Linked DNA regions of Homo sapiens: region 1 is linked to region 2. Evidence: chromatin loops called from intact Hi-C (ENCODE). Cell type or tissue: body of pancreas. All regions are shown on one strand.

Evidence for each region. Hi-C counts contacts between places; a loop is a spot of excess contacts. Peaks named below come from ENCODE experiments on the same cell type or tissue, not always from the same donor. Only the 100,000 strongest peaks of a DNase experiment are listed, where the experiment ranks them.
Region 1: it touches region 2 in a loop (3-fold over the local background); 108 of 110 quality-filtered maps call a loop at or near these places.

What each region holds. Positions count from the first base shown.
Region 1 is chr2:105,239,314-105,247,313 of GRCh38, forward strand. GPR45 (G protein-coupled receptor 45) reads left to right here and starts at 2,430. Exons shown (of 1, transcript NM_007227.3): 1 at 2,430-4,154. The coding sequence starts at 2,546. The coding sequence ends at 3,664. In body of pancreas, no CTCF peak of the experiment used is centred here; no DNase peak of the experiment used is centred here.
Region 2 is chr2:105,111,173-105,119,172 of GRCh38, forward strand. No RefSeq gene overlaps it. Among named protein-coding and RNA genes, the nearest start is that of MRPS9-AS1, 12 kb to the left of the region's middle. RefSeq lists an enhancer at 7,599-8,000. In body of pancreas, a CTCF peak has its summit at 3,495 (motif pointing right); no DNase peak of the experiment used is centred here.

The DNA of each region.
Region 1 (8,000 bases), 130 kb after region 2:
CTGTTGATTCAGATATTAACAACAGGACTGTGACCAAAATGCTAAATTAAAATACCTAAGACAGGTTGTTGTCCAGAAGCCAAAAGAATTTTAATCAGATTCAACCACAAGACATATACATTAAAAAAAATACCTTGCACTATTTGTTCCTTTAATTAAGCATGAAATCACTCTCTGTAACTATCATTGTGGGGAAAATCTAAGTTTATAGCATGGAGAGGAATGCAGATGAAGGATTCACTATCGGCTAAGATTGACAGGCACATGGATGCACGATACTGTGTTTTTTCTCAGTGGTCCTTTATTCTGTGCTCCAAGAGGAGCTTAATCCATTAGGGCTTCCTACATGCATGTCATGGTTCCTGCCATGAACAAATTTGCAGTTTAATCCAAGAGACAGAAACCCCTAAACTTGAAACAGTGAGGGAGATGGAGTTAATTTATTAATGCCCTTCTTTTACCAGACATTGCACATTATATTTACCAACTCTGGAGGTAAATATGTAATTACCTCCATTTCACAGATCAGAAAATTGAGATGAAGAAGGGTCATAATTTTGGTCTGAATGAGAGATAATTCCCACTTATAAATTAACACACCAGGTTTCTGATTTTTATAGCTCAGAAAAAGTTTGGATACTGGTGCCCACCACTGAGAGATGAACCCATTCTGGGTGTGTTTGGGAAGGAAGACCAAGGATTGGTTGGGTCTAAACTGAAGTATAGCATCACCAAGACACTGCCACTCCCAGGTCCTCTAAGCCTGCTCTGAGGCCTCCTGGCTTCTTACATTGCCCACATTCCTCTCAGTGTGAGTTATCTGTAACAATGACCACAAGGAATTTAGAAAAGAGAAATTTCTTACAAGAAGAGGTGCATCCAACAGCCAGATGTCCAGGGTGGATAAATGGCGCAGGCTGGATTTCCCCCAGCCCAGGCGATGTGACTTCAGACCTGAGCTACTGAACACACTCTTGCCACATCAGTGAGACAAAATTAAAATTATATTTATCTTTTTGAAAGTGAAAGCAAGTTTATCAAGAATGTAAGGAATAAAAGCTCATTTCATTTACTTTTTTTTTAAGAGACAGGGTCTCACTCTGTTACCCAGGCTGGAGTACAGTGACACCTTCTTAGCTCACGACAGCCTCGAACTTCTGTGCTTGAGCAATCCTCCTGCCTCGGCCTCCTGAGTAGCAGGGACTATAGATGGAAGCCTGGCTCATTTTTTTGTGTGTGTAGAGATGGGATCTCTCTATGTTGCCCAGGCAGGTCTTGAACTCCTGGCCTCAAGCAATCCTCCTGTCTCTGCCTCTCAAAGTGCTGGGATTATAGGCATGAGCCACTGCACCCAGCTAACATTGTATTTTAAAAGGCCTTACCTTTGGGGAAAGTTCCCTTCTCCCAGTCTGTGCTTCCAGAAGTAATAGTATAGCAGCCCCACAGTTATCCAAGATGTTACCATTAGGGAAAACTGGGTGAAGGACACACAGAATTTCACCATAGTATTTATTATTATAACTCCATGTGAATTTACACTTATCCATGTGAATTTACACTTATCAAATAAAGTTAAACAAACAGACTTACAATTTCTTTTAAAAAATTAAAACTTAAAAATGTATACTTAAAATTTGCTAAGAGGGCAGATCTTAGGTGAAGTATTCTTACCACCAAAACAAAATGATAATACTAGAAAAATGGCAGGAGAGAGCTTTGGCAGGGGGAGTGGGATATGTTTTTGGCCTTGGTGGTGATGGGTTTCTGGTATATTGAGATGTAAATTTGTACAGCTTTTGACATGTCAGTCATTCCTCGATGAAGTGGGGTTTTTTAAAGCTAAACAAATATTATAGCAGCAGCATCAACTATCACTTATTCATCTACTCAACAAGCATCCAAGTGTCCTCAACAAGGACACTTACTGCATGCCAGCCACTGTTGTCAGTACTGGGAGATAGCAGAGAATGAAACAAGCAAAACCTTTCTCTTGTGGAGCAGGATTCTAACGTTAGTTGGCTAGACCAAGGCTTCATTCCGACAGGTTGCTGAAAACTCAAGTTATTACATAAACACTAACTACAAAGTGTACTTCCTCAGTTTCCTCAGAAGATAGCTGATTAGGTTTTTCTGGGCTGCTTGACAAGACTCAGACAGTATTTGTGAATATCAAGCTTTGTCCCACGTGGTAAATAAACTTGTTTAGAAACACCTGTAAAGCTTAAACGCGTGCTTTCTTCAACGCGTTTGGAAACTCTAACCCCCTTCTCTTTTGTACTTTTGCTTGCTGTCCACTACAGAGGGTCCAAGCACGAAGCTGTGCACAGAGTCGCTCTCCACAGAGATGCTTAGGATGTGATCCATGAATCGCAAATCCCAGCTAGTGCTCACAAAGACGGACATTTCTCCCCAAGACCATTCCAGTGCCCCAGAGGTCCACAGACATCCAGGAAGATGCAGCCAGCAGACAAAGAATGGCAGCCACCCAAGTGCTGAGGGGAGCCCTCCCGGCCATTTCTGTCCCAGCTCCAAGGGTCTCTCCACGATGGCCTGCAACAGCACGTCCCTTGAGGCTTACACATACCTGCTGCTGAACACCAGCAACGCCTCAGACTCGGGGTCCACCCAGTTGCCCGCACCCCTCAGGATCTCCTTGGCCATAGTGATGCTGCTGATGACCGTGGTGGGGTTCCTGGGCAACACTGTGGTCTGCATCATCGTGTACCAGAGGCCGGCTATGCGCTCGGCCATCAACCTGCTGCTGGCCACCCTGGCCTTCTCCGACATCATGCTGTCCCTCTGCTGCATGCCCTTCACCGCCGTCACCCTCATCACCGTGCGCTGGCACTTTGGGGACCACTTCTGCCGCCTCTCAGCCACGCTCTACTGGTTTTTTGTCCTGGAGGGCGTGGCCATCCTGCTCATCATCAGCGTGGACCGCTTCCTCATCATCGTCCAGCGCCAGGACAAGCTGAACCCGCGCAGGGCCAAGGTGATCATCGCGGTCTCCTGGGTGCTGTCCTTCTGCATCGCGGGGCCCTCGCTCACGGGCTGGACGCTGGTGGAGGTGCCGGCGCGGGCCCCACAGTGCGTGCTGGGCTACACGGAGCTCCCCGCTGACCGCGCCTACGTGGTCACCTTGGTGGTGGCCGTGTTCTTCGCGCCCTTTGGCGTCATGCTGTGCGCCTACATGTGCATCCTCAACACGGTCCGCAAGAACGCCGTGCGCGTGCACAACCAGTCGGACAGCCTGGACCTGCGGCAGCTCACCAGGGCGGGCCTGCGGCGCCTGCAGCGGCAGCAACAGGTCAGCGTGGACTTGAGCTTCAAGACCAAGGCCTTCACCACCATCCTGATCCTCTTCGTGGGCTTCTCCCTCTGCTGGCTGCCCCACTCCGTCTACAGCCTCCTGTCTGTGTTTAGCCAGCGCTTTTACTGCGGTTCCTCCTTCTACGCCACCAGCACCTGCGTCCTGTGGCTCAGTTACCTCAAGTCCGTCTTCAACCCCATCGTCTACTGCTGGAGAATCAAAAAATTCCGCGAGGCCTGCATAGAGTTGCTGCCCCAGACCTTCCAAATCCTCCCCAAAGTGCCTGAGCGGATCCGAAGGAGAATCCAGCCAAGCACAGTCTACGTGTGCAATGAAAACCAGTCTGCGGTTTAGGGGGTCAGGGGGCCACAGAGAAGGGGCAGCTGAGCCCCAGTCCCAGGGTGGATCTGTCCTGCTCTGTTCCCTGGCATGTTGGTCATAGTCTGCACTTTGTGGTGGCAATTTAAGCACAAAGGTACTCATTTGTAATCAGATGAGCTGCAGCTCCCAAATTTCAAATTTTGGCACGATGAATTATTTTTGTTTCTCTTTGCAGAGAGCCAAATATGGGGCTGATGGGAACTGCAACGTCATTAAGTCAAAAATGGAGTGGGCTGGGGAGTGCAGAAGTTGGGCAGAAAGGGAGGAGGAGGGCAACAGGGAATGAAGCTGGTTGAGTGTGGGGCAGGAGGACTGGTCAGTCACAAGAGCTTCAACCTGCCCTGCGAGCCCTCTCTGCACCTGCTCAAGAGAAACCCTGAGAAACCCCAGTAGGTGTGAGCTCCTGGGTGTTCATTCATTTTGTTTGACACCAGGGTTCTTCAGCTATTGATGTTTGTGGTGTGTGGGGACTCACATGAGGTTCTTTATGTTGATCAGATGTGCATTTCTTCCCATGCCTAAGTATCTTTTCTAGAAAGAAACCAAAATCACACGGGGAAGCAGAGTGAGCCTCTGTGCTTTGAGCTCCCTGCAATGACGCATGGGAGGCCTCAGAGGCTTGAAGCCCAGAGAAGGTCCTGGGCAGCCCAGCTGAAGTGAGAAGCACATCCGGGAACTCCTGCATGTCCCCAGCGCCCCCCACCTGCTGGGCCCACCCCGTCCCTGCACCCTGAGGCCACTAGGCCTCCCTGTCTGCTGGAGAGCCCCTTGGCCCTTCCCTCTTTCCTCCACCCCTCTCCCTGCCTCCCTTCGTTTTCCTCCCATCCATATCCAGTGTGCTATAGCTCACCCGCTGAGCAAGCATCTGTAGTGACCTGCTTTCAGTGTCAGCAGTGAGCAGGCTGGGCTTAGTTTACACATTTCCTTTGGACACCCTGGAGCTCCAGAGCCCTTCAACCCACCAAATCCACTTCAGCACTGGACCCGCTGCAGGTGCCACACCAACGAGCCCAATTCTCGGGGTCCCCACTGGTCTCTGTGTTCCTCCTACCTCATTCAGATCCACTGCTGCCATCCTGTTTACCTACTGGGACCAGATCCCAGAAGTGAAGTTGCCCAAAGGGGGCTTCTCTGCTTGTGCTCTATTCGGCCACCACCAGGGGTCCCCACACTGGCATATGAGGGTCCTGAGTCCAGGGCATAGCACTGAGCCCACTGAGCTCTCTTTATTGTTCCAGATCTGAAGAGGGTGGGAAATTTAAGGAGAGATTTAGAAAATCTGATTCCAGGTCTGACTCTATCAGGAACTAGTCATTTGACCTTGATCGTTTCTCATTTCTGTGGGCCTCAGTTTCCCCATATGCCAAATGAGGAAGCAGATCTAGATGATTTCCAATGTCCCCTTTCATCTCTCAAACACTCTGATTCTGAAATGTGTGTTTTCTGTCTGTAGTCATCAGATCCCCTGCATTCATTTATTCATCCATGCAAAGAGCATGCATTAAGTGCCTACTAGGTGTAAGGCACTGTGCGGGAGATAGTGATGAATGAGGCATCATAGGCCATGCCCAAAAGCAGTTGTCTGATTTATCTCAGGATCATGGTAACTCAAATTCAGCCTAAGAGCACAGAAGCCCCATTTTTGCTTCACTTCCCGTTTCTTTCTAAACTGCATTAAGAGCCAGCTCCTCCTTCTCATACTTTCTTCCCGCAGTAGTGGTAACATGGGCAGAGAAGAAAGGGGGGTGAAAGGGAAAACATCATTTCTCTTAACCCTCCTCTTCAGCCCAGAGGAGGGTTAAGAAGATAACTGACACTTGTTCCCCCTCACCTCCCTCCCTGTTTATACCCAGATGGAGAGAGAGGGAGAAGATGAGCAATTGATGTGTGACCGACGGAGGTGGGTTCCATCAATTCTGTGTCCCCAGGTCCCCCAGCAAGGTGGGGATTTGCCTTCAGCTCCATGGAGCAGGGCTCTAGGGCCTCAGTAGTGCCCAACAGCACAGCCAAGTCACCAAGGGGACCAAGCCCATGGGCACCTCCCCTCTGGTGGGCATTTCAGATAATTTTCTTCAGGAGCCTTGAACAAAAGGGAAATCACAACTGAATAAATGAAGGTACCAAAATTTACATCAATCAGTGTTATATGATGTATGTTGGACAGTAATATATATGTTTCAAAGTAATAATTTTGTATATATTTTAAATAAAGTATTATTGCTCTTTCGGTGTATAAGCCTAAGTTCTTGCCAAAATTTGCACCAAGACCATACATATTAAGCCCAGGATCCAATACCCAATACTCCTATATCAGTTTGTTCAGACTGCTGTAACAAAATGTGTTAGATTGGGTAATTTATAAACAACAGAAACTTATTTCTTCCAGTTCTGGATGCTGGGAAGTCCAGGATAAAGGTTTAGGTAGATTCAGTGTCTGGTGAGGGTTCCTGCTCTGCTTCTTAGGTGACGCCTTGTTGCTGTGTCCTCGCATGGCAGAAAGGGAAGGGGCACTCCCTCAAGCCTCTTTTCAGGGGCACCAATCTCATTCACCTCCCAAAGGCCCCATCTCTTAATACTATCACATTGAGTATTAGTTTCCAACACATGAGCTTTGGAGACACCAATATTCAGGCCATAGTGATGCCTGAATAAGACAAAAGACTTCAGGAAGTCTAGAGCCTGAAAGTTAGTAGCAAAGCTGGAAAGACTAAAGATAAGATGACAACTGGGAGACTGTTGCAATAACATGGGTCACAGCTGGGTGCCCAGGTGTTTTGTTTTGGTTTTATTAGGATGCTGCTAAATCACTCCAGCCAGTTAGTCTTCTCTGACTTGCAGTGTGCCACTTTCATAATCCTATCTGGCCTTACTTGAACCTTTAACGAACGTTGATTTCCTAAGATACCAAGATATCTGGTTCTGGTCTCCTTCCCTGAGACTCGCAGGATCAGCACTGCTTGATTGTTTTATTTTTTTGAGATGCAGTCTCACTCTGTCACCCAGGCTGGAGTGTAGTGGTGTGATCTTGGCTCATTGCAACCTCCGCCTCCTGGGTTCAAGCGATTCTTCTGCTTCAGCCTCCTGAGTAGCTGGGATTACAGGGCTGTGCCACCAAACCTGGCTAATTTTTGTATTTTTAGTAGAGATGGGGTTTCACCATATTGACCTCCTGACCTCAGGTGATTTGCCTGCCTCGGCCTCCCAAAGTGCTGGGATTACAGGTGTGAGCCACCGTGCCCAACCCATTGATTTATTATTATTATTATTATTTTGCATCTTCTCTCTAGTCCTATGGTTCACCCAAACCCTGGACTCTGTGTGAAGTCTGGGCAGCTTCACAGCTAAATTGTCTTTGTAGGGCCTTATGCAAGAGCTGGAAACTGGCTGACCATGATAATAACCCTGGAGGCAGACACGGGATCCTTGGGAGATTCTTGCCTTAAAAATGAGACACAAGGAAGTCTCAGAAGTGTCCTCCTATTTGTAACTACTCCTGCAAATCTGCCACCTTTTCATCTTGAATTGTAGTCCCCAAGGTCAGGGTGAAACAAAATCAAAGGTTCCCTAGGATGTTCTGATGACCAAGATGAGCAGCAAATACCTAGATCAATTCTTACTTTGCCATTCTGAGCCCTGGGTGTATTTTCCCTGCACACAAGTCATGGTGAGTGCTTTTTTTTTGGACTAAAAATACCTTCTGCGTTAAGTATTTTCAACACTGCTCAGCTCCCTTGTTCATGTAGTTGGGAACTTTGGTCCCAGAACCCTCACAGTTGCAGGAGTGCCCAGTGCTCAGTTTCTGCTCTTATGGAAACACAGGGGATGTGGAGTATGTGCTTGAAACAGGACAGTCTGAACCCCAGGGTACCTCGCTCTCTGTGGGTTTCTGGGCAAGTGACACGGCATTCCTGTATCCCACCTGCCTCATCTCTGAAATGGCAGAAATACTCCCAGCCAGAAGACCACGGTGAGGAATAAAAAATATCATACATGTAAAAGATCTAGTCCAAGGCTGAGTCCATGGTAGATGCTGAAGACACAGAGGCATTAGAGTTGCACTGTCAACCTGCTGATAGCCAAGGTTTGTTCTTTTTGGGCAAGGGTGGAAAGTTCTTTGAGAAAATGGCTATTTGGTCATTCTGGAAAAAAACAAAAAACAACAAAAAAGCAAGCAACTCTCTAGTGGAAAGCAGCTGGGTGTCCTGTAATTCAATTCAATACTGACACTACCTACCTGGAGTTAGAGTCAGATCCCACAGGTTGAGGGCTCGGTCCCACAAGACTACCACCCCCATTTCAGATGCCAACC
Region 2 (8,000 bases):
TGACCTCAAGTGATCCGCCCGCCTCGGCCTCCCAAAGTGCTGGGATTACAGGCATGAGCCATTGTGCCCAGCCTGGTATTTCTCATTTCTAACACACCTAGTATGTGGCTGTGACCCATTTCATTATATTAATAGCTCTCAAGTCTTTTAGAATAATCTTAAGCTATTTGGTTAACTTCTGAGCTCAATAAGCACACAGTAACTCTTAGATCTGAGTCTCCTTCATATTCTATATTTTTAATTTAACCTCAAAATAGATTCCTAGCCTCCCTGTGAAGGTGTTGGGAGCCTCCAGAAGGGAGCATAGCCTGCCCACACCTGCTATTAGCCCAGCGAGGCTGCACCTCAGGTGTCATCAGATCAGACATCGTGCTGGTTTCAGCCACTAAGCCTGTGGTAATCCATCACAGCAGCCATAGAAGCTGCTACAGGTGTTTATAGAGTAAGAGTTGTTACTTTTATCCTAGAGAGAACGGAGACTGGTGGTTTTATGTTTCAGAACAGATAAAAAGAATGATGAGATCAGGCTGGTGTGACAACTCAAGGTGCCTGGGAGATGTTCCAGATACAAACCAAATAATATGTTTCTTTTCCTCTATGTATGACGAAGCCTCTCACTGGCCGAGTCTTGGGCCTTGCCCATGGATGGGTTAACCGGGTGTGGCAGCCTGGAGCCCTGTGCTGGGAGGACTCAGAATCTGAGATTCACTGGATGGGAAAGAGCCCTGCGGGCCTGGAGGTAACCTCGGCGGGGCAGGGGCTGTGAGAGCGTCTCCCAGGGCCCTCCTGGGCAGTCCAAGCACGCACAGGTGGTGAAGCATGATGCAAGCTGGCAAAAGCATGGGAGTGGGGTTGCCCTCAGTCACGGGCCCCCCACATCAGGGCGCACATGCCCCTAATAAGCATCTGTTTCTTTCATTCATCTAGCAAACGCTTATTGATCACTGCCCCCACGCAGCCCTGTGCTAGGCACTGAGGATGTCCCTGGAGCAGATCAAAAGCCCAGCCCTCATGTTCTTCAAGTTCCAGCTGGGGAAATAAACCTTAAACTGAGCCAAGTACCTGATGTTCTCCCTTGTAGGAAGCACCAGGAAGGAGGGAAGGAGGAATGTGGAGGGGTGCTAGTCCAGGGACCCCACTTTGAGAACCACTTCTCTAGTTTATTAAGAGTTCTCAAGATAGAAGAGGTTGCAACTTAAATAGAGTGATCGCGGGGCCTCGACACCGCAGTGGTGTTTGAGCAGAGGTGTGAAGGCAGCGAGAGGGCAAGCAACGTGCACATATGGGATCCAAGGGCTCTCGGCAGGGAGCTCGGCTAATGCAAAGACCCTGTGGTGGGATGAGGAAGAGGCAAATGCATCTCAAGCAGAGAGAACAGGGGAGTAGTAGGAGATGAGGTCAGAGAGGCCAAAGGGCAGCCTATAAGGCCCTGACGTTATTTAAGGCAGCAGTGTTTCCTGGGGTGAGAGGGAAGCCATGGGAGCCTTCTGAGCGGAGCTGACTGCAGGGGGTGGGAATGGAAGCAGGGAGCCCAGGGCGGTGGCTGCTGCGAGTCAGGTGACAGATGGCAGTGGCTTGGCCCTCGGTGCTAGCAGTGGAGCTGGAGGAAAGGAGCCCGACTCTGGATTTATTGTATTGTGATCAGTTGAATCGCAGTAGCCTAATCTGTGTAGAGATAAGATTGTGAAAATTAGTAGTGGGAGGGTGAAAGATACATGTATAAGAAAGGGGTGATCTCATTGATGTTCTGCATCAGTGGTTCTGGAAGTTATGTGTGCATCACAATCACCTGGAGGGCCCAAGACGTGTGGCTGGTCCCACCCCCAGGTCATTCAGGACACCCGAGAGAAGGCCTCAGAATCTGCATTTCTCACTACTTCACAGTTGATGCTGATCCTGCTGGTCCAGGGACCCCACTTTGAGAACCACTTCTCTAGTTTATTAAATGTTCTCAGGACAGGAACAGCATCAACTCAATGTCTCAAGTGGCGGGGAATTTAGGGATCATTTAATCCCACTGTTGTAAGCCATATGCTTCCCCAGGCAGGCAACAAATGCAGGGAGCATTGTAAGACCCTGGGCACCTTGGAAGCCAGAAGGTCTGCGGGGGGGATTTGGGGTCCACTGGTGTGCAATCTCTGACGCCCGCCCCTCATTGGCTTTAACAGATCAGGAGGCCCAGGCCCAAGGAGACTGTGGTTACCCTAACTGCTATGAAAATACGTAGAGTGAGGACTAAAAATAAAACCCTAAGCCCCCAGCAAGCTGAGTGGACTCCCTCTTGGCCAAGGGGGCCCCAGAGAAACCTTAAAGAAAATTCTGGGCCATAACGGGATGGGAGGTCTGTCTCATTATATAATACCTTCTCCCTTTTGCAGTTTAGACAAAACTGCCCGGCATTAATGTTATAATAGAGACCATAAGACTGACAGAACAAACTCATTATGGTACCAAATTATAAACAAGACCTAAGGCCATGGCAGGGAAGGGTTAAGTCATGCACCCAACATTTAAAGAATAAACTAGGTTCTAACTGCCAGAGGTTGTTCTCTCTAGCAGCTAAACCAGCATTGGCCTTGACATAAGCAATGTTGAACTAGTTGCAGCTCATCCACCACCAGACACTGACTAACTCACCCCCTTTCCACCAGCCATAACTACAGCTTTGATTGGACAAGAGACTGATTTCTGTAACTTTCTCCTGATAAGAGATCACAGGCCATGGACTGGTTCTGGCTGGTTTACAGAGGCCGACCACTTGGGTGTGTTGACGCCCTGCTTCACCTTTTGACATATAGGGCCTAATTATAATGCATTTAAATGTTACGTCTCCACCCCAAGGAGACCCTGGGATGTATATAACATGCATGTTTGCTTATCACACATGTGCAAGACCCCCTTTCATGAATATTCATGGCTCCTCCCATATCCTGTTGAATATGTATACCAGTTAAGCTGAAATTCCTGTCTTCTCCTTCCCTCCCTCCAAGTGCCTGCCTTTATGGCTTTGGCTGGAGGCTACACCTCCCAGCATATCGGAATGCCCACCTTATAGTCTGTAACCCTTTATAAGAAATAAAACTCTCCTGTCCAAAGTTATAGATTTCCTGATTTTTCCATTTACAATAGCAACTAAAAAGTTCAACCTGTTAATTTTATCAAATACTGACCAGCCCTGATTCCTGAATTGTGTTAACATAGTGATTCATTTGAAGTGAAAAAAGGCAAATTGTAACTAGTTCTCATATAAAGCAGTATGCATGTTATGTGCCTGTATTTGCCTAAAAATATATGTCTGTGTGGATAAGTCTAGATAACGAGATTATGGATAATGTTTACTTTCTTCATTTATATATGCTTGGAATTTTTTAAAGCTTGTTCATAATTCTTAAATGGCTTGGATTTCTTAAAACCTATGCATAAGTTTTAAGAGGGGAAAATACAGTGATTTTTGGTTGAAAATAAGAGCATCTTGATCTCTGTTAGTACCCTAGTTTAGCCACAAGATGGAGTAGTTTACAACCGAATAAGCAACTAGGCGCACAGAGACCAGGAGGAAGAGGATGCAATTCCTGCCCCACTCCTGGATTTAATCTAGTGATTCATGCGCATTTTAATGCCTCTTGAAAACATCAGGCATATTAATTATCCTTTCTAATCCATCTTTTGCAGATGAATCTCTAAATTCTGATTTTTTCTTATGCTTACATTGAGCCTATAATTATCTCGCCTATTGCATTGATTCCTTTCAATGAAAGAGGTAAATTATTAGAGAAGACTAGAAGCCAGAGCTAGGGTACTAGAAAAAAGCAGCAGCAGCTTTTTTCTTTCTTTCTTTCTTTCTTTGAGATGGGGTCTCATTCTGTCACTCAGACTGGAGTTCAGTGCTGCCATCACAGCTCACTGTAACCTCGGCTGCTGCTCCCAAGCGATCCTCCAACCTCAGCCTCCCAAGTAGCTGGGACCACAGACATGCACCACTACTTTCAGCTAATTTGTATTTTTTGTAGAGATGGGGTTTCGCCATGTTGCCCAGGCTGGTCTCGAACTCCTGAGCTCCAGTGATCCACCTGCCTTGGCCTCCCAAAGCGCTGGAATTACAGGCATGAGCTACTGCTCCCAGCCAACAGCAGCTTCTTCTAATGAAGGGAAATTCTTGCAGATGGGAGGCTGGGATCCACTTCTTCCACCCCATGTTGCTCTGTCCCTAGCATAGAATGGCTACCATTTGACTTTGAGTTGCCATTTCAAAATGCCTATTTGTATCAATGTTTTGAACCATTCATAAACTCTCTAAATGTTAGTGTACCCAAAAAAGATAAAAATAGAGATAATTTAACTCAAAATAGAAGAAAAATATTAAGAGGCTGAGGCTTAGGACTGCAGTCTATCCTAAGACTTGGGCGCGAGGAAGGTAGGGGTTCTATGACAAGCTGCTAGTGGGCTCCTCCAGGGACATGCCCCAGTAGAATGAAAGCTACGTACCCGTGTGCTGGATACAGGACTGGCAAGGACGGCTGTCTCTGCCCTGCCTGCCATTCGCAACCCATCCCGGCATGGCTCCTGGGCTGGGAATGTTGTTGAAGGTTTAGCGAGCATCTTTTCTATTAGAAGCATCCAAGCACACTTTGGACTGCGGGAAGGAGACACCCATTACCATCGACACTCAATCTCAACATCAGAGGTGAGGAGCTTTGAATGGAATGGCCACACCACATAAAATCCATTCTATTAGGCCTCGATACTATCAGGTAGAGAGGAAAAAATCCAGTGATGTTCTGTTTTAAATAGGGTAATAGCTAATAAGATATAAGGCTACTTTTTCTTCTTGTTGTTTTAATGAGAACTGTAGCATTAGGATTCAAAACAAGCTTTCCAAATAGAAAAAGAAAAAAAAAATGTCAGCCATAATCTTACCATTATCTCCAGCCAACAGCTAGTATCAGTTTAGGGATTCTCTTGTAATGTACTTTCATGGGAAAGCATACTTCACATAGTTGCAATTAGAGTATACATACAATTTTAGGACGGATTTTCCATTTACTATCATAACCATGTTTCTGTGTAGCTATAAGCTTCGTAATTATAACTTTAATGACCTCATAATATTCCATCCATTGAGCATATGTTCCATAATTTACTTAACTCGTTTCCATGCCATTAGCCACATGTGCTTTTTAAAAATAATATTGTAAATAATGTGCCGGGAGCATAATTGTACGGATGCTTTTTCTTTCATTTACCCTTTGGGTAAATTTCCAAAACTAACTTTATATCCATTGCCAAATAACTTCCCAAAAGGACTTTGCCATTTCCGATGTGTGTGTCCCAGCCTCGCTGTGTCAAGATCAGCTTTGAGAGATTGCATTTTCCAAAGGCTGTGGCTTCCCCATGGCCCTGTGCAGTGCCTGCCCAGCCACTCTCCTCTCTGGTCTGAGGCAGCCCTCCTCTACTGAAGGGGAATGCTCGTAAACTTGAGCTCCTCCTCTTGTCCTCTGACCTCCCAGGCCTGGTCCCCCTGACCACCTTTCTGCACTGGTTTTTGTCTCTCTAACTGTGAATGAGCTCAAGATCTTCCATTGGCCTCCCGCAGGCCAGGCCTTAGGAACTACTGCCTGTTCCCCTAGTCCCCGGATGCACACTTCTCCTGACGTCTATACTCCATGTACACCCACACTCTCCTTTATGCCTCAGTCCGGGGCAAGATGGCCCCTGCTCCTACCCTTTCCAAAGAATGTCCCTTTGTAAGGTCACCAGCAATGTTGCCTGCAGAAGTCAGTGGGCACTGTTTTGGTCCCATTTAATTTGATCTCTTTGAGGCATTTGATACCATCCTTCCAGAAATATTTCCCCCACCTTGGCTTCCATATCCTTCTACCCTTCTGATGCTTCCCACCAAATGCCTGCTGTCCCCTCTTTGTTGAACCAGTCCCTAACCATTGGTTTTCCCCCAGAAGGGAGCACAGTGCAGGTTAATGCACGTGTGGCAATGCAGTGGGGCCTCACCCACTCTCTGCTGTCATGTCAGTTCTGAAATTTATAAGCCCTAGTGTGTTCTCACTGCCCCAGCTTTTCAACTCCCCATTCCTGGGTTTCAATTTCCACCTCTTCTTTTCAGTTCCACACACATGATCCATGGACAAGCTCATCTACTTCCAAGATTCCAACTCTCCCCTATGCTAATGACTTCTCAATCTGTGTCTCCAACAAGATCTTTCTGTTGAATTTGATTCATACCATATGAGTTGGGCACCTGTATCCAAATGTCCTGTGGAATCTCAGATTCAGCAGGTACTGGATAGAATCATTCTTTTCCCCTTCCACTACACCTGCCAATTTACCCATGTTCTCTTAGTCAATGGCACCACTCTCCACCTAGGTGATCAAGTTCAAAAGCTGTCTGTCATCCTAGACCCCTCCCCTTCCTCATACCCACAGTCACTCCGGGGAGCTTGTCCATCTCGCTCCCTAAGAATCTCAAGTCTCTGGCCACATGCCTATTCTTTATTGCTTCCTGAGCTCAGTTCACAGCTCTTGTCAGCTCCTGCCTGTATTATTCCCATGGCCCAGCAACAGCCTCCATGCATTATCTCACCCCTCCCAGTCTGCCAGGAGAGGCCATGTGGTACAGTGTGAGTGCCGAGGCTCTGCAAGCTGACTGTCCAGATGCAGTTCCTGGCTCCGTCTTCTGCTGTCTGCAAACCTGGGTAGGTTCCACTGGCTCCTAAGTAAGATGGAGATAATAACAACATCAACCTCAAAAAAGTAGGTGTGAGGATGCGGCGGTTGTGAGGATTAAATGAGTTGATGCACGTCAAGTACTTTGCGCAGCACCTAGCACACATTCAGTATTAGTTGTATTATCATCATCATCATCATCTTCTGCACCAGCAGGGAGCTCTTTCTAAAGGGTTTTTCCAACCACTATCCTGCTCAAAACCCATCCATTTGAACAGATATTTGTACCCGTGTTCTTAGCAGCATTATTCACAACAGCCAAAAGTGAAAACAACCCAATGAGCATCGAGGGATGAGTGGATAAGCAAGACGTGGTGTATCACACAATGGAATGTCATCCAGCCTTTAAAGGGAAGGAGATCTGACACATGCTGCGGCGTGGACAGACCTGGAGGATGCTGTGCTGCGGGAGACAGGCCAGTCACAGAAAGACAAATACTGTGTGATCCTACTCACAGGAAATACCTAGAGTGGACAGTCCATAGAGACAGAAAGTAGAATTGTGATTGCCAGAGGCTGGGGAGAGGGGAGTAGGGAGTTATTGTAGAATGGTTACGTTTAGTTGAATTACAATGGTTGAATTTAGTTGAGGAAGATGGAAAACTTCTGGAGATGGATGGTGGTGATGGTAGTGTGACAATGTGAATGTACTTAATGCCACTGAACTTGTGCTTAAAATGGATAAAAGGGTAAATTTTATGTTATATACATATATATATTTGTGTTATGTATTTATACATATTTATAAATTTATATATATATACATTTATGTTATGTATATTTATATGTTTATGTTTTTATAACATAAAAATATACATTGTATATATTTTTAATACATATAAAATATACAAATTATATATAATTTAAATTATATATAAAATATTGTATATTTTATATTAAATATTTTGTATATAAAATATTTGCATAACAAAATAAAATATGTTATATATAAAACAAAATGTATATATAATGTATGGTATTATATATTAAATATGCATACATATATAGTTTATGTGCATATGTACATATTTTTAAAACCACAATAAGAAAAATTCAATTGAAAAAAATACCCTTCAGTGTCTCCTCTCTGCCTACAGACGCAGCTGAGAGGCCAGGGCATGGGCGGAGCCCTGGGGGATCTGTCTCAGTTCACCTTTCAGGCCTTGTCGCCTGCTCTTCCTGGCTGCAGCGACACAACGCTATTGTGGTCTCTGGGGCCGTGACCTTGGCCAACACCCTGCCTCTGCCCGGCTCTCCCGTGG